Linked DNA regions of Homo sapiens: region 2 is linked to region 1. The links are chromatin loops, found by intact Hi-C in ENCODE. Cell type or tissue: natural killer cell. All regions are shown on one strand. Each heading gives the region's core, and the rest is flanking DNA. Links, peaks and the distances in the headings are about the cores only.

Region 1 (11,680 bases), core at 4,344-6,843:
AGTGGAGGTTGCAGTGAGCCAAAATCATGTCACTGCACTCCAGCCTGGATGACAGAGTGAAACTCTGTCTCCAAAAAAGTGGTTAACTTAATAAATGTTGTATATTCCAACTACTCCATTCCCCCATCTATCTCCTCTTCAGACCTTCCTCTTCACTCAGACACAACAGTATTAAAATTAGGCCAAATAATAACCCTACAGCAGCCCCTAAGTGTTCAAGTGAAAGACAGTTGCATACCTCTCACTTTAAATCAAAAGCTAGAAATGACTAAGCTTAGTGAGAAAGGCATGTTGAAACGTGAGACAGGCTGAAAGCTAGGCCTCCTGTGACAAAGTTACCAAGTAGTGAATGCAAAAGAAAAATTCTCCAAGAAAATTAAATGTGCTACCAGTGAATGGACTAATGATAAGAAAGATAAGTGGCCTTACTGATGATACAGAGAAAGTACTAGTGGTCTGGATAGACGACCAAAACAGCTACAAAATTCGCTTATGCCAAAGCCTAATCGAGAGCAAGGCCTCAACTTTCTTCAATTCTATGAAGGCTGAGAAAGGTTAGGAAGCTATAGAGGAAAAGTTTAATCCAGCAAAGGTTGATTCATGAGGTTTAACGAAAAAAGATGTCCCTGTAACAAAAGTGCAATGTGAAGCAGCAAGTGCTGATGTATTAATAGAAGCTGTAAAAAGTTATCTAAAAGATATAAGATTATTAATGAAGGTGGCTACATTAAACAGCAGATTTTCAATGCAGATGAAACGGCCTTCTATTGGAAGATGCCATCAAGGACTTTCGTTGCTAGAGAGAAATCTATGCTTGCCATCAAAACTTCAAAGGACAGGCTGACTCTCTTGTTAGAGGCTAACGCAGCTAATGACTTTAAGTCAATGCTCATTTACCATTCTGAAAATTCTACAGCCCACATGAATTATGCTAAATCCACTTTGCCTATGCTCTAAAATGGAACAAAGCCTGGATGACAACACATCTGTTTATAACACGGTTTACTGAATATTTTAAGCCCACTGTTGAGACATACTGCTCAGAAAAAAGAAGATTCCTTTCAAAATATTACTGCTTATTCACAATGTACTTGGCCACCCAAGAGCTCTTACAGACAAGGAGATTACTGTTGTTTTCGTGCCTGCTAACACAATAGTCACTCTGTTGTCCCTGAATCAAGAGTAATTTCAACTTTCAAAGTCTTATTATTTAAGAAATAACATTTGAAGTGGATATAGCTGCCATAAATAGTGATTCCTCAAAGTAAATTGAAAACCTTCTGGAAAGGATTCATCATTCTAGATGCCATTAAGAACATACCTGGCCAGGTGCGGTGCCTCACGCCTGTAATCCCAGCACTTTGGGAGGCCAATCACCTGAGGTCAGCAGTTCGAGACCAGCCTGGCCAACATGGTGAAACCCTGTCTCTACTAAAAGTACAAAAATTAGCCAGGTGTGGTGGCGGGTGCCTGTAATCCCAGCTACTTGGGAGGCTGAGGCAGGAGAATCACTTGAACACAGGAGGCAGAGGCTGCAGTGAGCCAAGATCACACCACTGCACTCCAGCCTGGGCAACAAAGCGAAACTCTGTCAAAAAAAAAAAAAAAAAAAAAAAAAAGAAAGAAAGAAAGAACATTTCTGATTCATGGGAGGAGGTCAAAGTATTATTATTAACAGGAGTTTGGAAGAAGTTGATTCCAACCCTCATGGATGACTGAGGGATTCAAGACTTCAGCGAAGGAAATAACTACAGATGTGGTAGAAATAGCAAGAGAACTAGAATAAGAAGTGGAGTCTGAAGATGTGCCTGAATTGCTATAATCTCATGATAAAATGTGAACAGATGAGGGGTTGCTTCTTATGGATGAGTAAAGACAGTGGTTTTGTGAGATGGAATCTACTCCCAAAGATGCTGTGAATGTTGTTGAAATGACAACAAAGCTTTTAGAGAAATGACTCCAATTTTGAAGGAAATTCTACTGTGGGTAAAATGCTATCAAACAGCTTCACATGCTACAGAGAAATCTTTTGTGAAGGGAAGAGTCCATCGATGCAGCACATCTTTGTCTCATTTCAAGGAATTGCCACAGCCATCCAAACCTTCAGCAACCATTCACATTGAGGCAAAACTCTCCATTATCAGAGATTGTGACTTGCTAAAGGCTCATACGATAGTTAGCATTTTTTTTTAGCAATAACATATTTTTTAATTAAGAACACTGAAAATTAATAAAAAAGAAAAAACAAAGACATGTATATTGTTTTAGATGTATTGCTATTGCACACTTAATAGACTATAGTATAGCATAAACATATTTTGTAATTAATTAATTATTTTTAGAAACGGGGTCTTGCTCTGTCACCCTGGCTGAAATGCAGTGGTGTGATCAATCTCACTGTAACCTCAAACTCCTAGATTCAGGTGATCCTCCCACCTCAGCCTTCTGAGTAGCTAGGACTACAGATGCATGCCACCACACTGGGCTAATCTTTAAATTTTTTTGTAGAGACAGGGTCTTGCTCTGTTGCCCAGGCTGATCTTGAACTCCTGGCCTGAAGCAGTCCTCACACGTTGGGCTCCCAAGATGTTAGGATTACAGGTGTGAGCCACTGCAGGGAGACTAAACATATCTTTTATATGCACTGGGAAACCAAAAAATCTTTGTGATTTGCCTATTGCTGTATTTACTCTGTTGTGGTAGTTTAGCACCAAACTCACAATCTCTCTGATCTCTGCCTTACTGGAATCGTTTCAATCTGGGGGTTTCTTGGGCTTGTTTCTTCAGAATGTTAGCTCTTTAGAACATGCAGCCAAAAAACTCTTTTTCCTTATAATTTCCACCAGATCTTAACCAACTTAGTTTACTCACCATTGTAACCATGAGGAAAGGGTTGGTTATACTGTGTGATGGTTAACAATCAACTCCCAAATCTCAGTGGCTTAAACAATCAATGTTTTTATTTCTCTCTCAACCATAACAGGTTGGCAAGAGGGCTCTGCTCAGTTACTCAAGGACCCAGGCTCATGTAACTGACATCATCTTGAATGTGGCTGGTCACTGTGCCAGAAAGGGAAACAGACTGCAGAGTTTCCCATCAGTAATTAAATGCTCCAGCCCAGACTGATGTTGCTTTCATCCATTAGCCAAAACTAGTCCTAGGCCCCACTCAACTACATAGAAAGGCCAGGAAGGGGGCCATGTATCTGGAAGGTGAGAGGACCACTATTCTCCTTTCATAACTTGTCACTTTTTGTCAGATTAGATTATACAGTGTTTTCTCCTTCTCCCACAATCCTTCCCACCTCTGTGTCTTTGTTCATGTAACACCTTCTTTATGTGGAACGTTCTGCTTGGATGTCTCCTCCCAATCATTGCTATTATACTAGTCCTTGAAGAAACATGTCAGATCCAACCTTTCCTGACCAACCCAATCAACTCTCTTCCCTAGAAGCCCTATAAGCCTTGTGATGTTTCGTAAACGGAATCATTAATTACTAACTCTTTAATTACTTTTTGTGCATGAATCCCCAAATATATACTTTCAGAAGGCTGTTCTACTTCTTGATATGTTCCACAAGGCCAAGAGCAGCATAGAAAACAAGCATCCAAAATATATTAGTTACATTGAAGAAATTGCTCGTGATGTCATTTTAAAAATCCCTTCATAGATAATGAGTCTATAAAAAGTTAATAAATGAGGCTTTCAAACAGAGGCACCCCTCCCTCAAAAAAATTAAGCCAAGATACTGCAAGACGCATAAAGAACCAGGCAGATTCAGTTGTTTATATATAAATTATCAATTAAAGTAGATATTTACAGCCTCTTTCCCCCCATTTTAATATGAAAAAGAAATATCTACTATTATGTTTCTAGAAAAGAAATAATGCAATGAGGTGTTAAGGTAATTTTTAAAAATCAATTAAAAAATTTTTGAGACGGTTTTGGCTCTGTCACCTTGGCTGGAATGCAGTGGTGCGATCACAGCTCACTGCAGCCTCGACCTCCTGGGCTCAAGTGAGGTGTGTGCCACCACACCCAGCTAATATTAATTTTCTTTTTTTTGTAGAGAGAGGGTCTCACTATGTTGCCCAGGCTGGTCTTCAACTCCTGGGCTCAAGGATCTTCCCACCTCAGCCTCCCAAGTTGTTGGGATTACAGGCATAAGTGACCATGCCCAGCCCATGGTAAAAAATATTTATTCAGTACCTTCTGTGTCAAAGTCATCACAATAAAGTAATTTGAAGCTAAACTTGGCTGAATATTTCTAAAAGTACTGAAAGCAACAGGAAAGATGAATGTGTAAAGGGACCTTGACAAAGGTTGATGGCAGGAGCAAGCACAAGGTGGGAAGAAGAAAATGATCAATTCATTTGGAGATGAGGTGGGGCGCTAGGGAACAATGACAAATAATTCAATAGCATAAGTATAAGAGGTAGGGCCTAAAAGGAAATTAACGGAGCCTCAACCAGGAAATGGAAAGCCAGGGCTAATAAGGAAAACTGGGATAAATAAATTACAAGACTACACATAATCCCCAATGTCTCTTACACTAACATTGATGAATTCTCTGAATATAACCTAGAGGTGACAATGCTTGTACTTTAGGTTTGTCTGTAAGAGAGGTGACCAGTCAATAGCTTCTTACTTTCACATATTTAACTCTTTAATCCTGCATACCTAGAATGGCTGAACAGTTTTAGAAGCTATATGTCGATATTCATCTTATTCTGTGCTTCAGGGAAGGAAGAGACAGAAAAAGGATAATTATAAATCTCTGCCTAGTTATGCTCATAAATTAAATGGGCAGTGCTATATGGTACTATGGTTTAAATGTGTCCTCCGAAGTTCATATGTTGGAAGTGTAATCCCCAAGGCAACAGTGTTAAGAGGTGGGAACTTTAAGAGGTGATTAGGCAATAAGGGCTCTGTCCTCACGAACATATCAATGCTATCTTGGGATCGAGCTCCTTAAAAAAGATGAGTTTGACTCCCCACAATGTGGTGCTTCAAGAGGGCCCTCACTAGATGCTAGTGCCTTGATCCTGGACTTCCCAGCCTACAGAACTGTAAGGAAATAAAATTTCTGTTCTTTATAAATTACCCAGTCTATGACATTTAATTTTAGTAGCACAAAATAGACTAAAACTTGTGGTGAGGTCCAGGAAACACAGAATATCTTTTTCAACCTCAACTGAGATGCCTAAAAAGTGACACTTAGCGGGTGAGAAACAACAGAGCCATTCTGGCCCCCTTGAAATACACACATTCAACTATTCTGGGAGCTCAACTACAGGCAACCTGCAAAATCCCCCTGGCCTTCAGTTGTATGAAAACAGTTGTTTAGTCAAGCTTAATTCTTAGTAGGTAAAAACACTGATGCACTCTGCTTACCATGTAAGCCTCTTAACGTAAGATGTACAGTTTTACATCACATAACCTGGTTGTTCCTGTCTTGAAGAGTAAGCCACACCAGAATATTCAGAAAGACCAAGATGAAAAACTACAGGCTGTGAGAAAGGGACCTTAAGATGCAATACGGAACTTGCTTCTGGCTATTACCTTCAATTAACACAAGAAAATGGCCCAGTACATAACTAGCGGCACATATCTTTGGTGTAAACCACCATACACCAAGCTTTCAGCTTTAAAAATAGGGACATTTGCAGAAGTTCAAGACCAGCCTGGTCAACATGGTGAAACCTCATCTCTACTAAATATACAAAAATTAGCTGGGCGTGGTGGCAGGCGCCTGTAGTCCCAGCTACTCGGGAGGCGGAGGCAGAAGAATCGCTTGAACCTGGGAGGCGGAGGTTGCAGTGAGCCGAGATCACGCCATTGCACTCCAGCCTGGACAACAAGGGTGAAACTGTCTCAAAAAAAAAAAAAAAAAAAAAAAAAAGGGGGGGGGGGTGTGTGGGGAGGGGACATTTGAAAAGGATGTTACATTTTTTTTTTAATCTTCCTTTACACTCACACTGAAGGTCAGAGCTGCAATGCAATATGGATTCTCGGGCTTCTGCCCAGTGCATGGCTACATGGTCTCTACAGTTTCCTAGTCATGCAAGTGTGATGGGAGAAAGGCTGTACTTTAGCTGCACTCAGTTCTCAGTGCCACTCCCGGAGAGAGCAGGACCCTGTTTAGGGTGATGACCCCATAGTGGGTAGAAACTCTGAAGTACAGAGGGACTCTGGATGTTGCCCGCTTAGAAAGGAAAGAGTTTGCCCCAATGGAGGTCAAAAGCATCACTCCACAGTCTGAAAGGGGAGGGGGAGAATGCACAGTCTTCTATCACCCAGGGAATTAAATTAAATTCACTGCAGAACACAGTTGGGATGTGTTCACTGAAAGCAGAGGCATACATACACAGGGTGGCAGAACCGCTGCTGGCCAAGGTGAAGGGGCCAGAGCTGTATGTGGAGAGGTGGAAGATGCTTCATGAGCTAAATCCCAATCCCAGGGGAGCTGGTAAGACCATGGTCAACTCAGTGTTCATGACAGACACACTTAACCTTATCTGCTATTTGGTGAGAGCAGGACACGCAAAAGTGTGTTGTGAGGTATGGGGGAGAACATATGGTATTGGTCCCTGCAGTCGCGGCAGTCAACAGATCCTTCAGCAAAGGGACATCAACTACTATTACCTCATACTATGCCACAGTTAACAACCCTAGATCAAGTTTGGCATATACTTCATTCTGAAACAAATGTTTCCTCTCATGCCTTTGACAGAAGAGAGGCATTGGATTCTCGATGAAGCCAGGAAAATTCTGTTGAAAACGTCTGGAGGCACGTTTTTTCCCATTTGAGGGGAAGAAAGTTTATTTTTACAAACAAGCCCAAATCCTTGTAACAGATATGTGGAAAGTATTAGAAGAAAAAGGAGATGGCTGCTTTAAGACATCTCCAGACCAGGCATAGTGGCTCACACCTGTAATCCCAGCACTTTGGGAGGCAGAGGCAGACCGATCACCTGAAGTCAGGAGTTTGAGACCAGCCTGGACAACATGGTGAAACCGTGTCTCTACTAAAAATACAAAAAAGTTAGCCAGGTGTGGTGGCGGGTGCCTGTAATCCCAGCTACTCAGGAGGCTGAGGCATGAGAATCGCTTGAACCTGGGAGGTGGACTTGAGTGAGCTGAGATCGTGCCGCTGCACTCCAGCCTGGGTGACAGAGCAAGACTCTGTCTCAAACAAAAACAAAAACAAAAACACATCTCCAGTATTACATGTTTGCTAACTACAGATTACTTCAGGTTCTTGCTCACCATGGACCTCTGAAATACTCTTACGAACTACTGAAGAACCTTTTCGAAGGAGAAATACTGTCATATGGGGATAAGCAAGAGTGGGAAAATCAGCATGCTCACTTTGGTTGTGGTGAGCTGATCTGGGATTGCCTTCTGAGGCTTATTGAAAAGGGAACGAAAAATGACATATTACCGTCTATTCCCAACTTCATCATTTATCTGCTTAATTCTAACTATGTTTTTCTTTTCTGTGGACATACTGTTAGAAATATTGAAGGCACTTTAATATTTTCTTCAAATATCATTTCTTAAAATTAATCATGCTTTATGTGACTATTCTTCGGTGATAATATTTCATCTATTCAATTGATATCATTTCTCAAAATGTAGTAATTTTCTGATACAAAGGAGAGAGATAAGGTAAGGTCTCTGATGCATGAATGCTGTTGCTTTTGTAAAAAATCACTGTTGACACCTTATTTTAAATGTTTTATTGGTAATGAGAGTGGGTTTTGTACATCACAATCTTCAATTTAGTATACCTATGTAGAATTTTTTTTTCAGAGTAACTATACTGGAATTGAATAAAGATTTTCAAAACTTTTCTTAAAAAAGAAAAAGGATTCTACTGCTTTTGGTTGTTTTCATTATAGGCATAGGATTTCCCTGGGCCTTGTGGGTATCTATAACTGGTTTGAAATATACAGACATGTTATGTATAGACTTATTTATCTAGAAAGAGTGTATTATAACTGGTTTGTATCTATTTTACATATTATACAGTTGACCCTGGAATAACAAAAGTTTGAACTGTGTGGGTCCACTTATATATGGATTTTTTTCTACCACATGTGGTTCAAAAATATAGTATTCAGGGGATGTGAAACGCTCATACACGGAGAGCCAACTTTTTGTACATAGGGGTTCCCCATGGCTGACTATGGGACTTCCATATGCAAGGATTTGGGTATAAGCAGGTGGTCCTGGAACCAATCCTCCACATATATGAGGGATGGACTATATAGTTCTTGAGTTAATATTCCTCCATTGAATCTTCTGTTAATCTTTTATTTTTAAATGAGAGTCAAGAAAAGACAAAACCAAGAACAGAAAGTAATGAGGATAGGCTATGGCTCTTAGAAAAGTGGTTAACTAGATGTCTTTGTAATCAGGTAATGTGACTGGTAAATCAGGGAATGATACAAATATTACACAGAAAACATGTCAGTTCATATGTGCTTTTTCCCACCCAGGAGTTAAAATAGCAGAAGCACAGGATTATAACCTCTGGCAGGAAGAAAAAAAGCCCTGAGCTCTATGGCTGCAAAGTGAGTTCTTTCAGCTGTTTTAAGAACCTTGAAAAATGAATGTCTACAACCATGGCTTCTTACCAGAGGCACAACCCCAGCCTTATAGGACTTTAAGGATTTATGGCAAGGTGTACTTTCTCTATACTTAGAGATCTACCTTCCTCGGCAGTTTTAGCATCCAGAAGCGAGCATTTCTATTCTGCTGTTTTTGTGCATTTAAAAATATCCTGTAATAGGCTGATTTGTCTCCCCGGCTCTGCAAGAACCAATTAATGTTTCTGTTAGTGCTGTGGTCACACGGTTGCATAGGTTTTGGGTGGTCTACCCCAGGCCTATTATTCCCATGAGCTCTATTAGTTTTAGAGTACAATTTTGCAGACTGTAAGATTTTTCAAGAACATATATATTATGTTACAGCAAAAAAGTCTGTATTCCAAGCCCCAGTTTCTTTCTATAAATTTACTATTATAGAAATCAAACATGGTAATACACATTTAACCCACTGGTTGGCCCAAAATAATAGGCTTCTTAATGCATCTTTGTTACTTTTACCTTATATTCTCATACAAACAAAAATGGGTATAAGAATGGGCTTTAGTAAACATCAATCCTAAATTATGTATTCCAGGCCTGTGTCTGGGACATCTCTTTTTTTAAGGGTAAATGGAATTAATTTCAAACAGCTTTTAGATGAACTGGACCCAGTGTACTCCAAACCTCCCCCATTACCAGGGTTGTTCTACCTGGGCATCAAACTCAGATACTGTGTAGCTTTTCAGTACCCTTAAAGACAAATGCTATACAAACAGCAAGAACTTGAAATGTACAACTTTTCTAAATATATAATATCAAAAACTAAATTTAAAAAGTACATACCCATATATGCTGCCCAATGGATAGCACGCCTATCTTTCTTGTCAAAAGCATTAATATTGGCACCTCTAGACAAGAGTAGTTTGACCATCTGGAATAGAAGTAAACACAGTGTCATCAAAATTGTGAAGCACAATTGTCTATGAATGTACATTTCTGACAGTTACTTATCTCAACTTCTCTGGCACTAAATTTCTGCAGTTGCTGAACAGAAGGAGCTAGACTAAATACTGAAGGTCATTTAACATAACAGGACAAAACATGAAAAAAAGGTTAACTGTGGGTGCTACTGAAGTCAGGCATCAGTACCTTTTTAGGATGCCACTTTGTGCCTTGGTATTTTATGAACTAAGTACAAATCTGGAAAGTCTAAGACTGAAATATTTAATAAGAGGTTTTGTTCCTATTCATAGTCCAAAATGTTAAAAGTGCATTCTCATTCTAGAAATGTCTTAAACTTAATTCAAACACAAACATAGTGCCTACAGTATAATTATACCTGAAGGTCAGTCACTGCATAGTCTGCTTACCTCACAATGTACCAAAAATAATAATTGCAACTAACCATATTTACAATAATTTCTCCACTGGAAGGCTACCGCAGATCTCAAATAGGGATACATCTGTAACCTTAACTGCAGTAGAGGCAAGGATTCTTTACACTGGAAAATCAGAGAAGTACAGTAGTCTCCCCTTATCTGCAGTTCCACTTTCTGCATTCAATTACCTGCTGTCAACCATAGTCTGAAAACAGGTGACTACACTACAGTTACAGTGGGATATTTTGAGAGATAGACTACATTCATGTAACTTGTATTAAAATTGTTCCATATTATTATCTCTTACTGTGCCTTAATTATAAATTAAATTTTATCATCGGTATGTATAGGAAAAAAACACAGTATCTATAGGGTTTGGTACTATCCAATGTTTCAGGCATCCATAGGGGGTCCAGGAACATATCCTCTGTAGATAAGTGGGAACTACTTTGAAAAAGACATGGCAGCCACTAGCTCCCAGCCACAGAATCTTGGGAATGTTACTTTACCTATAAGTTCCTACCCCTGCAACAAAAATGAAAGACTAGACAAGTTGGCTTCAAAGGTTCTTCTGTTACCTTCTCTAAATCTTTGGTGTACACATAAACCCCAATCTTTGCTATGACACCTAGCACAGACAACGTTTGTTGTGTAAGATAACTAAATAGCAATTTTCTTAAATTGTTTTGATGGTTCTGTCACTAAAGTATTATCTTGACTAAATGTTAATAAACTACTAAAAAGCATGTTTTCTAAATTCTGCCTTCCTTTGCTATTTACTTCTGGAAGAACAATAACATATCTCTGTCTTCACATATTTTTCCTGCCACAATAATAGAACATACTTTTCCTGTTGTGTTAAGAGTTGGTATTGTTTTCCTTGGTCACCACAGGTTAACTGTGCACAAGTAGTATCTACTACATACATTTCTAAATTTGAGAAAGTTATAAAAGGAGGCAAAATTAGACAAAAATGAGAAAGATAAATAGTTCTGTATGCCTTTACTATGCAAAAATGCAAGTTCTTTAATAAGTGGGGGGTGGACAGGAGGAGAGAAAAATAATGGTCTAATTGAATGCCACCTACCTCACCATGTCCACTGAAAGCTGCATGATGTAATGCAGTCCTCCCTGCTCGATCAGATACGTTTACATTACTCAGAAGAGGTACCAAAGCTTCAGCACACTTTACAGCTTTATTAGCAGCAGCTATATGTAAAGGGGTTTGCCAATTTTTGTCTCGAGCATTAACATCTGCAGAATGCTTCAAAAGTACCTGAACTGCTTCCTAAAACATATGAAAAGTTATAAAAGACAAATGAGTTAAGAGTTTGAGAAATTATTTCTATATATAGTGTGCGTGTGTGTGTATAAATATGTATCTACATATGAAGAAAATAAAAAAGCTCTCATAGAACTCACTATAAACAAGTAGGAATTTACCCAAGGAAAGAAAATATTTTGAATGTAAAGCGATACTGAGAGTACTCAGAGCCATATAAGATGCATCAAGATCAAACATTCCCTTTCCCTACCCTACCATTAAATGCATAAACATTCCTATCAAAATGTGCAAGAGAGCAATCATAGCTCACCGTAACTTCAAATTCCTTGGCTTAAGTGATCCTCCCACCTTTGCTTCCTGAGTAGCTAGGACTACAGGTGCATGCCACCACCCCTGGCTAATTTTTTAGTTATTTTGTAGA
Region 2 (11,680 bases), core at 4,079-6,578, 64 kb before region 1:
TGCAATACTGGTATAATTACTTATTAGTTCCAACTTTTAAAATTCATTCTGATTTTCTACATAAATGATCATGTCATTTGTGAAAATGTTTTACTTCTTCCTTTCTAACCTGCATACTTTTTATTTCCTTTTCTTGTCTTATATTGCATTAGCTAAAACTTTCAGTATGATGTTGAAAAGCAGTGGTGAAGGGGGCCATCCATGTCTTGTTCCTGATCTTAGAGTGCAGTGGCATGATCATGGCTCACTGCAGCCATGACCACCTGTGCTCAAGCAATCCTCCCACCTCACCCGCCTGAGCAGCTGGAACTATAGGTGTGTGCCACCATGCCTGGCTAATTTTTGTATTTTTTGTAGATACAGGGTTTCATCATCTTGCCCAGGCTGGAGGTTTTTTTTTTTTTTTTTTAATAGATGTTCTTTATCTAGTTGAGGAAGTTCCCATTTTCCTAGTTTACTGAGAATTTTTATCATGATTGTGTTGTATCTAGCTAGTATCTTGATTTGCTGAGAATTACTGCATCTATGTTCATGAGAAATATTTTTTTTTTTGAGACGGAGTTTCGCTCTTGTCATCCAGGCTGGAGTGCAATGGCGTGATCTTGGCTTACTGAAACCTCCACCTCCCGGTTTCAAGTGATTCTCATGCCTCAGCCTCCCAAGTAGCTGGGATTATAGGCATGCGCCGCCATGCCCGGCTAATTTTTATTATTATTAGAAACGGTTTCTCCATGTTGGTCAGGCTGGTCTCGAACTCCTCACCTCAGGTGATCCGCCCGCCTCGGCTTCCCAAAGTGCTGGGATTACAGGCGTGAGCCGCCGCGCCTGGCCTACAGTCTTCTTATAATCTTTGGTTTTGAAATTGAGGTAATGCTGGCCTCCTTGACCAAGTTAGGATATATTTTTTCTGCTTCTATCTCTGGAAAACACTGTATAGAATTGGTATAATTTCACCCTGCGTGTTCAGTAGAATTCAGCAGTGAATCCATCTGGGTCTGGTGCTTTCTGTTTTGGAAGGTTATTATTGATTCCATTTCTCTAATAGATATAGGTCCATTCAGATATAGGCCTATTTCTTCTTGTGTACATTTTGGCAAATTGTCTTTTAAGATCCATCCAGGTTATCAAATTTGTTGGCATGAAGTTGTTCATGATATTCCTTTATTATCCTTTAAACATCTATGGGCTCTGCTCTGTATTGAAGTCTCTTCTCATTTCTGATATTAGTTGTGTCCTTTTTTTTCCCCCTTTAGCTTGGCTAGAGTTTTACTGATGTTATTAATCTTTAAAAAAACCCAAGTCTTGATTTTGTTGTTTCTCTACTGAAATATTTTTTCAATTTCATTGATTTCTACTCTTAATTCTTGTCTTCTGCTTACTTTGGATTTATTTTGCTTTTCTTTCTCTAGTTTCCTAAGGTGAACACATACATGACTGATTTTAGAACATTTCTTTTGAGACAGAGTTTCACTCTTGTTGCCCAGGCTGGAGTGCAATGGCGCGATCTCAGCTCACGGCAACCTCCACCTCCCAGGTTCAAGCAATTCTCCTGCTTCAGCCTCCCAAGTAGCTGGAATTACAGGTGCCTGCCACCATGCCTGGCTAATTTTTGTATTTTTAGTAGAAACGGGGTTTTGCCATGTTGGCCAGGCTGGTCTCGATGTTCACTAGATCCAGCTGGTTGATGGTGTTAAGCACAACTATGTCCTTACTGATTTTCTGCCTGCTGGTTCTGTCCATTAGTGATAGAGGGGTGTTGAAGTCTCCAACTATGATAGTGGATTCATCTATTTCTCATTGCAGTTCTACCGGTTTTTGCCTCACATACTTTGATACTCTGTTGTTAAGTGCATTGGTCAAATAATGGAGAATGAGGTTTTGAAAGAGCTCTAGCTTTGTTTTGTTCCTTCTGGTGGCTGCTAGGCTGCAACAGGAATGTGGGCTGTTAGTTTTCAGGGCTTCTACAGCTGAACAGTGAAAAAGGCAACTAATCCAAGTTAAAACATGACCAAGGCTGTTGGTCTTAGGTAGATTCAGTAGTTTTTCTTGAACTAAATGCTCCTGAGATTGCTGACAGCCTTTAATTTTCAGACTTCTAAACAGTCGATTCTGAGAAATTTTGCCAGTTTTATCACGGCTCTTATGAAGCAGCTAGTTTTCGGAGGTCATTCCTCTTGCCATTTTCACTGACATCATTTAGCAAAAGCTTTTTGACCATTTGGGCTTTAAAGATGAAAATTTATGTTGGCTTCCATGAAGGGATTTAAAAAAAAGATGAAAATTTAATTTTTCTTAAAGAAGGGTAAAGAGAAAGAAATATAAGATTAAATTACTATTTTTTTCAATGAAAACACATGGACACAAAGAGGGGAACAGACACTAGGGCCCACTTGAGGGTGAAAGGTGGCAAGAGGAAGACTGTTCAAAAAACTACCTATTAAGTACGACGCCTATTACCTGGGTGATGAAATAATCTGTACACTAACCCCCCACGGCATGCAGTTTACCTATATAACAAACCTGCACATGTTCCCTTGATCATAAAATGTTTTAAAAAATTAGTTTCAAATTAAGGAAATATTTCTTTTCTAATTAAGCTAGTAGACAGGTATTTCAATTCTAATTAAGATAGTAGACAAGTAAGAGTCATAGGGGAAAGGGGAATGAGACAACCACAAGGAAATGAGAAGTAACACAAAAAGAGGAATGAAGCAGAGAAATGGAGACATTTTTTAAGTGCTGGAGAGGGAGAGATGGAGAACTGATCTAGAAGGGAGAGCACTAGATATCAGCATTTTTTGTCTTAAAAGTAGTCACTAGCCAAGCTTTCCTATCTTCTTTCAGATTAGGTTGTGCTTTGAAAGGGATGAACACAGTTAACACACCAGAGAGGGGACTGGTGCTACATTCTTCTGGAGACTGAAGTAGGGAAGAGGTTGGTTTTCTACCTTTGAAAAAGGGCAGATCCACCAACCAACCAATCAGTAGCACTGCCAAGCAAGAACTTTCCAACTCAAAATACATGTTTGTTGCCCAGTTTTATATCTGGACTACCCACACTGTAAGGGTACCACAAAAAGAGAAGGAACAGGAACAAAGGAAAGGCTACCAAGCATTCCCATGGAAAAGTTGAAACAGCAACAAATCGGTTGGCATCACTTTGGCCTAACTGTGGAAATGGAACCCAAACTATACTCCCCAAAATGGCAGAGAATACTGCCCCATCCCACGGAGGTAGGGCGTGGCCACGATTTGTTATGGCCAGTGGAGTGTTGGCAGATGTGATGCACGCAGAAGGCACAAACCATACTTGTGTGGTTGGGCTTGCCTTCTTGTGCTTCTACCATCAGTGTGGAAACTTCTGTATAACTTTTCTATTTTAGCCCAGGCCCAAGAATGAACATAGATGGGAGCAACTGGAAGCACAACTCACAGCAGGTAGTAAAGCCCAGCCAGAGACCCAGCTTGAAGCAGTTACCCACACAAGCTGATGTCAGCCAATCTGCAGAGGCATGAGTAAGAGTGATTAAACAACTTAGATTTGGGGTGGTTAGGTGGCAACAGCAACTGAAATGTAAGAAGACATCATTCTTTTAGGATCCACTCCTGAGGGCAAACTATGTTACCTCCCCCTTTACTGCTGTATGCCAAGAGCCTAGCACAGTTCCTGGCACATAGCAGGTGTTCAATAAACACCTGTTGCAGTCAGATTTACATGTTTCTCCTAAAAATAATCTAGGAGAATAAAATGAGGGGAACTTACATAATTTAGTATTCAGTGTGTGTCTCAACTTCAAAATCAACAATTTCAACAAAGACCAGATTGCACGTCAGCAGTCATTAGGGGGTTAAGAGCACCGACAATGGACATGACTGCCTGGATTTGAATCTAGGCTTCACAAATTACCAGCCAGGTGACCTTGGGCAAACACTACTTCATCTCCCCCTTTCCTCATCTGTTAAATGGTGCTATAAATAGTACCTACCACGTAGAACAGTTGTGTGGGTTAAGAGATAATTTATTTCAAGTACTTACAACCTTGCCTGGTACATGATAAATGCTGCATAGGCATTTTCTATTATTATTACCTGCATAAAGACCACTTTGAGAAAGGTTATTAAAGCCCTCTTCACCTGTTCCTCCCATCGCCTATTTATATCTACTTGTTCTCACTTCTATTATCTAATCTTGTACGTGTTTCCAATTAGCTCTCTTGTATATTTTCATCATCTTTCCATGCTCAGGATTGCTAAGTGCCAATATATCTACTCTATCCCAGAGCGCCCCTCCACCAACTCCACCAACCATTTAAAGAGCTGCTGATTTTGTTCTTTTCACATAGGGTTTGCACCCTTCTCCATCTGTTCAAATCTGATTCTCAATGTCCGCACCTAGTCTTCCATGACGCCTGTTCTGATCTTCCCTCCCAATGTGATCTTATTCTGTACCTTTTATCAATTAATCTCTACCTCAATTACACTTTTATTACTTTCTACTTATACCTTTCCACAATGAAATTAATTGTAAGCTCCTAAAGGACAAGATCACAATTTCTTGGTTTTCTGCCCATTCCCACTCCCAAGTATACAGCAGGCAAGCAGTATTTGTTGAATAAATATATTTGAAAATCCCATATAGATAGGTTCATTTAAGTCTAAAACAACTTTGCTAAAAAGTCATTTTTTTATTAGAAAAGGAAAAAAAACTTGTCAATTCAATGCTAGACAGTTTAAGGGAAAAGAAGTTTGCATGTAAAAGAGACAGACACTTGATTTATTGCATTAAAAAACTTTATTTCTTTTAAAAGGTCCAATATAAGCCAAATTAACCCCAAAATTTACAGCTACACTTAGAGATCTCCTGAACTAAATGGCATTGTTTGAGATGAGTGTCTTGTTAAAGGAGGTCATTTGCTATTACCACCATTTCACCCAAAGTAGTTCTAGAGCAGAAGCTGGTATTATAATACACATCAGATATTTCAGATGTCATCTTTTATGTATAAGTTAAATAAAGCAAACAGGCTTTTCTACTCTGTGTGAGGATAAGAAACACTACAGAACAGGGCCTGAATGCTTTAGACATACAAGGTGTAACCATAAAGGAAATTTCTACGGTGCTGTGTTCATTCATTCAAGTAATTAATGTACTTATTCCAACAATACTGGCGTAGTTCAAATACCATTTGAGACAGTACTTTGGGGTTTCCCTTCATTGGGTGCAGACCAAAGGAAGTGGTTAAGCTGGGGGGCAGACTCTCACAGATGGATTACAAAAGTAATGAAATAGTTTTCTTAGTGGGGTGGCATTCGCAAGAACTACCTTAATGTTTTTGGTAACAGCATCATTTACATATAAGTGATGCAGGATAGAAGTTCTGGTGTATGTGATAAATTAAAAACAGCTTGTCACTTTATAGCTACACCTTGGATTTCATTAGATGTGGTAAATCTAATAGTGTGTCAAATGAGTCCTTCTGGAAATCACTTCAGCAGAGAAGTCAAACAGCCTGTAAAAGAGAAGACATGGCAGAATGTGCGAGATTCATCCTTCCAACATTCTCAGGGTTCTCTTGGAGGACAGACCCAGGCCCAAAGACAGAAGTTACCGGGAGGGAGGCTTCAACTCCATCTAAGGAAGACCTTTCTAACAGTTAGAGCTGCTCAACAACTGAATGGACTGCTTGGTGAGGTAGAGTCACTTGGAAGTGTTCAAGGTGGAAAGATCACCCTTGTAGAAGGGACTCCTGCATTTGTTAAGAGGTTAGAGACTGGATGAACCTCAGGTCTCTTTCAATTCTGAGATTCTAGAAAATTCCCTCAGGGAATTCAGAAGAGAATTCCTAAAAGGAAAGAGAAAGCACACATATGTATACTTTTAGAATCTGCTTGATTTTTTTTTTTTTCAAAAGGTACAATAGAAAATGTAGTCCACTGTCATTAAAATGCATATTCACCTTCCTACTACTAATAATTAGGAAGGGTTCATTATGACTTCTTTATATTATAAAGAAAAGATGGGGGATTAGATTTATAATTTCTGTAAATATTTTAGAAAAAATGCTTAAAATCTAGTAGTCAATGCCCTAGAAACTTTATAGATTTGTAGATAATATGCACAGATACAAATACATTATTCATTAAATACAACTCACATCTGTGTTTTATTATACTCTAAAATATACAGGAATCTTGATGTACTGAAAGAGTGCAAGTAAATACAGTATTCAAGCAGTCACTATTTCTATGTACATGCTCATTAATTCTTCAAAAAACCCACAAAATTATCAAATAGATCAAAATACTGTTCTGTGTTTTCACACTTTATATTCAGAAAAACCAGCTGATAATTTACAATGTCATAAAGTTTCCAGTTTCACAATACAAAAAGGATAAAATGAAATTGGGTATCATTTTGTTGCAATTTATAGAACTTTACCCATACCTGTAAGACCCTCAATGTATATGAAATCATTTTCACTGGGAAAGTGACAGTTACAGTAAAAGCAGAACCACACAAATCTTTATTTAAAAGCCGAAATATCAGCCTTCTCTCTCTCTTTTGCTATTTGAAAGGTAGTCTTCAATTTGGCAGGCAACTGCTTCTCTCTCCAAATAGTAACAGGTTACAAACATGCTACTTTAAATATGAATAGGACCTAAGGCTTTAGTATTTTAAATCTTGCCCAATACAGAAATGCCTTTCAAGAGACTTTAGTGATGCTTAATTTATGAACAACAAGGAATTATTTTCCTTTTGATTATTCACTTTTTCAAAACTCATAGATCAGAATAAACAAAAAATCCCCCAACCCATGGTGGGGACACAAAAGTAACATAAGTGACTAAGGTGTGCCATTCATAGAGAGGTTGAAGACTCCATGCCCCAGGACCACTTAGCTGCAATAGGGTGAAATAGTCTACTTTTTGATTTCATGAATTTTTTTCTAGGAAATTCTTTACATTTTCAAACAAAAATAGTACTATTTTAAACCCAAACCATTCAAAACAGGGCAACAGCCTGACCCCAATCCATCTCAATGTCTATGTCACAAGTATTTTCACCCGTATTGCACCCAGTCAGCTGGTTTTTAATTCTAATAGTATAAAAATTGGAAATTTGAAATAGTTCTGTAAAAGAAAAAAATGTAAAAATACATCTGCTTTCTCTCATGGTTTAATACAGCATTGGAAGGCTTTCAGATGTTTTCTTAAAAAAAAAACAAAACCCAAAAAAACTCAACATTTAAAACCAAATCTCAGCTTCATTTCCAGAAATATTGCAGTTTGGTTTAGGTAATGTTTCATTTAATCTACTCCAGTTTCCACAAAATGGCATTTTATTAAAAAAACCTTTCAGTTATTTGGTCCTTTTGCAATTTGCTGTGCACATAATGCCTACTGTACCAAACTTTTATTGCCTTTAAATTTAGTTGTAATTTTATTGATAAAATTTAAATCTAGTGTCTTTATTTCTTCTGTTACAATAGTGTTGCTTGTGTAAGCAGGTTAGAGTGCACAGTGTCCCCAATTGTTCCTGGCACTGCAAAACCAAATTAAACAATTCCACAAAGAATTCTGACATCAATGTGTTTTCCTCAGTCAGGTCTATTTCAAGATTCTAGAAGTTCCTTTTGTAAAACTTGCCTTTAAAACTCTTCCTCCTAATGCCATCAGATCTCTTAACATTGGCTCACTGTGGGATCTTTCCTCTTAGGTTGAATTTCTACGTGAATATCAAAGTGCCTTTTTCCTGAAAAAGCACAGTTTGAAGCTTTACTGTGAGAACTCCCTCCTCCTCAGCCTCTCAGTAGGTCTCAGAATCGGAGTCGTTGAGCTCATCCACGTCAGTGTATAAGTACTCCTGTTCCCCTCCAATGTTATTGAAACTGCAATAGGAGCTAGGTTCATTCCTCATGATGGGCAAAGCTTCAAAGCTGACTGTTTTTGAGGTGTTGGTATAACGGTTAATGGCATTGAATGTTAAGGATGATAAAGGACTACTTGATGAGACAGGCATCATGGTGGCCAAAATGAGAGCCAGGCAATCAGCCACATCCTTATTGGGAGCACAGGCCAAAGCTGGGGTATAGCCTAGAATTAAAGATAAAATTTAAAAATTAAGCATCCTGAGATGTATTTCACCAAAGACAAGGAAATAAGCCTAAAGTACTTCAACTTTAGACATATTTTACATTACTTAGCTTATAATAAATTGCTGTAACCAGCATGATTCGCAAGTTTCTAATAAGTAGAAAAAGAATAGCCATAGAAACCTAGGGTGGAAGGGGATGTTAGACTAGACAACAGAAGAGGAAGCAGGCCCAGAGAAGAATGATTCCCCAAGGTCTCACAACTTATCCGTATCCATCTGAATTCACAGAAAAAACTGGGCTAGAATAAGAAAAACACCACATATCGTGAATATTCTTTCAGGATGGTAGGCAGAGATTTACTGTTAATTTGCAGTTATATCAGTGTCAAGGTAAGAAAAAATAAAAAAATTTAATTTGTAGTTATGTAAGGAAACTTTTTGATGCTAAGAAATCTTAAATGTGTACAGCTTCATGAATCAGCCACAGGGCAGGTGCTCAAAAGATATGTGTTGAATGAATGACACTTAGTTGTCAATTTAACTTTTCTCTTGGGGTCACAGTCTCTTGAAGAAAAACAGTAGACAAACTAAGCAGATGAACTTTAAAAACTACTAAATCAAAACAAATATTTCCTTTGTAAATATTCCCTTTTTTTAAGCGGAAGACAACTGACCTTAGTCGTAAGTTACCACAAAGTGTCAACACAGCAAACCAAGGAGGAAACATTTGGTACCTCAGTTGGTACAAGACTCAGTCTTGAGGACGGAGCGGGAGAGAAGTGATAATAGTGTGATGCCAAGCTTCAATTATACCATATGGAACTTTAATAGTTTTATCACATAACATACATTTGTATAACCACCATACAGATTAAGAAAGAGAACATTACCAGCATACCAGAAGCCTCCATATATCCTCTACCCAGTCGTTACACCTTTCTTCTTCCACAATGGTAACTACTATCCTGACTTATGGGGTAGTAATTTCCTTGCTTTCAACTTGGAGTCATAAACACTATAGTTTTTTTTTTGTTTTTTTTTTTTTGAGACAGAGTCTGCTCGGTCACCCAAGCTGAAGTTCAGTGGTGCAAACTTGGCTCACTGCAACCTTTGCCTCCTGGGTTCAAGTGATTCACCTGCCTCAGCCTCCTGAGTAGCTGGGATTACACGTGTGTGCCACCATGACCAGCTAATTTTTTATATTTTTAGTAGAGATGGGATTTCGCTATGTTGGCCAGGCTGGTCTCAAACTCCTGGCCTCAAGTGATCTGCCTGCCTCGGCCTCCCAAATGCTGGGATTACAGATGTGAACCACCTTACCCAGCCTACAGTTTAGAGTTTTTAAAAAACTTAATATAAATGGAATCATGTAGTATGTATTATTTCATATCTGGCATTTTTGTGTAGCATTATATGAAATTTATCAATGTTGTATGTAACTGTAGTTGGTTCATTTTCATTGTTATACAGTATTTCATTGTGTGATTATACTATGGTTTAGTTATACATTTCAACTACTGGGCATCTGGTTGCTTCCAGTTCTCCCACATATTTTCATCTATGCTATATTGGCCTTGATAAAAAAAGGATTTTTTTTTTTTTTTTTGAGACAGGGTCTTGTTCTGTCACCCAGGCTGGAGTGCAGTATAATGATCATGCTCACTGCACCCTCAACCTCTGGGCTCAAGTGATCCTCCCACCTCAGCCCCCTGACTAGCTCTGACTATAGGCACATGCCATGCCTGGCTAATTTTTAAACTTTTTTGTAGATACAGGGTCTCGCTTTGTTCCCCAGGCTGGTCTCAAACTGCTGGCTTTAAGTGATCTTCCCGCCTCTGCCTCCCAAAGTGCTGGGATTATAGGAGTAAGCCACTGTGCCCAGCCACAAAAAGTAATTTTTCCCCCTTTGTAAAGTTCCCATTTTGTCAAGGGTCAAAGAGAACAACTGATGTCCTTCCAAGTTTGGCAGCAGTGGCTGAAGGCTGTCCGTATTTTTAATTAAATTTTATTTGTTCAAAGTAGCTGGGGGAGTGCTTCACTGCCCACACTTCTTTCAAGGGTTCTTCTAAAGGTGCCTGCTGCTGTTCCTGCTGCTGGCAGGCAGAACAACCCATTACATAGGCCAGGATGCCTTGGATGAGAGCGGGAGTGGGGAAAGAAGCTTGTTTCAGGTGTGTTTTCTAGTCAGAATATGACTAAAAACAGGCTCCTCTCCTCTGCATGGGGGTTATTTTTTGAGACGAAGTCTGGCTCTGTCACCCAGGCTAGAGTGCACTGGCATGATCTCGGCTCACTGCAACTTCTGCCTCCTGGGTTCAAGCGATTCTCTTGCCTCAGCCTCCCAAGTAGCTAGGATTACAGGCACATGCCACCACACCTGGCTAATTTTTGTATTTTTAGTAGAGACGGGGTTTTGCCATGTTGGCGGGGCTGGTCTCGAACTCCTGACCTCAGGTGATCCACTCGCCTTGTGCCTCCCAAAGTGCTAGGACCATAGGCATGGGCCACCATGCCCGGCCAGTTTTATCTCTTAACATGCCACTCTCTTTGCTTAGAAAGTTCCTCCCCCACTTTCTCCTTATCCTTTGGATTTTGGCTTAGCAGTTGCATTTTTTGGGATGCCTTCTCTGATCCTGCAAGAAAGGATTTGAAGACCCTCTTAAGTACTCTCATAGCATTCTATGCTTATTCCAATTAAACTATTTTAAGTGCATCGTTAATAGGCTGTTTGCACTCTTATCTCCATTCAAGGGAGTAGACTATGTCTTATTTTACACTATATCATCAGAAGTTAGTACAGTGCTTGGCATAATCACTCATGCAGCAAATATTCACTGAGCCTCCACTTGCTCAGGCACTATTTAGAACACTAAGAATATATCAGTGAATGCAACTGACAAAGATTTCACTGTTCTTGTGGAGCTTACATTCACTTTAGTGGAGAAGACACAAAATCAACATAACAAAAAAGTACATTATATACAATATGTTAAAAGCTTTATGTAAAAAAAGAGGAAAGAGTGGAGCAGGTTAACAAGGACTGAGAATGCTATGGTAGGGGTATCTAGCAAGTTGTAGTAAAGAATAGTTAGAATATGCTTCATTGAGAAGATGAAACTGGAGCTAAGATTTGAAACAGGTGACGAATTTAGTCATGGGATGTTTGGGGACAGAGTGTTCAGGCAGAGTAAACAGCCAGAATGAAGATCACAATGCATGTATAACCCTGCTATGGAGGGGCTGGCATGGCAGAATGAAGTAGAGAAAGGAGAAGAGTAGGAAATAATATCAGAAAGGTAACAAGGTGGAGGACACATCATGTAGGGCCTAGTAAGGTCATTTTAAGAACTATGAGTGGGGCCAGGTGGAGCACTCTGGGAGGCTGAGGTGGGGGGATTGCTTGAGGCCAGGAGTTCAAGACCGGCCTGGACAATATAGTGAGAGTCTGTCAGCACAAAAAATAAATTAGCTAGGCCTGGTGATGCATACTTATAGTGCTAGCTACTTGGGAGGCTGAGGTGAGAGGTTCTCTTGAGCCCAGGAGTTCAAGGTTACAATCAGCTATGATCTCACCACTGTACTCTA

Evidence for each region. A loop is a pair of places that touch in the nucleus more often than their neighbours do. Peaks named below come from ENCODE experiments on the same cell type or tissue, not always from the same donor. Only the 100,000 strongest peaks of a DNase experiment are listed, where the experiment ranks them.
Region 2: a loop joins it to region 1, with 7 times the contacts of the local background. A loop is called at or near these places in 1 of 110 quality-filtered maps.

What each region holds. Positions count from the first base shown.
Region 1 is chr3:15,725,972-15,737,651 of GRCh38, forward strand. It overlaps ANKRD28 (ankyrin repeat domain 28), which reads right to left. Exons shown (of 28, transcript NM_001349278.2): 5 at 11,062-11,262; 6 at 9,439-9,526. Among named protein-coding and RNA genes, the nearest start is that of MIR3134, 34 kb to the left of the region's middle. In natural killer cell, for the core only: no CTCF peak of the experiment used is centred there; no DNase peak of the experiment used is centred there; H3K27ac peaks cover 1,199 bases.
Region 2 is chr3:15,662,463-15,674,142 of GRCh38, forward strand. ANKRD28 (ankyrin repeat domain 28) reads right to left here. Exons shown (of 28, transcript NM_001349278.2): 28 at 4,774-8,094. The coding sequence ends at 7,808. It also overlaps a transcript of BTD not described here. Among named protein-coding and RNA genes, the nearest start is that of MIR3134, 29 kb to the right of the region's middle. In natural killer cell, for the core only: no CTCF peak of the experiment used is centred there; a DNase peak (open chromatin) is centred at 5,229.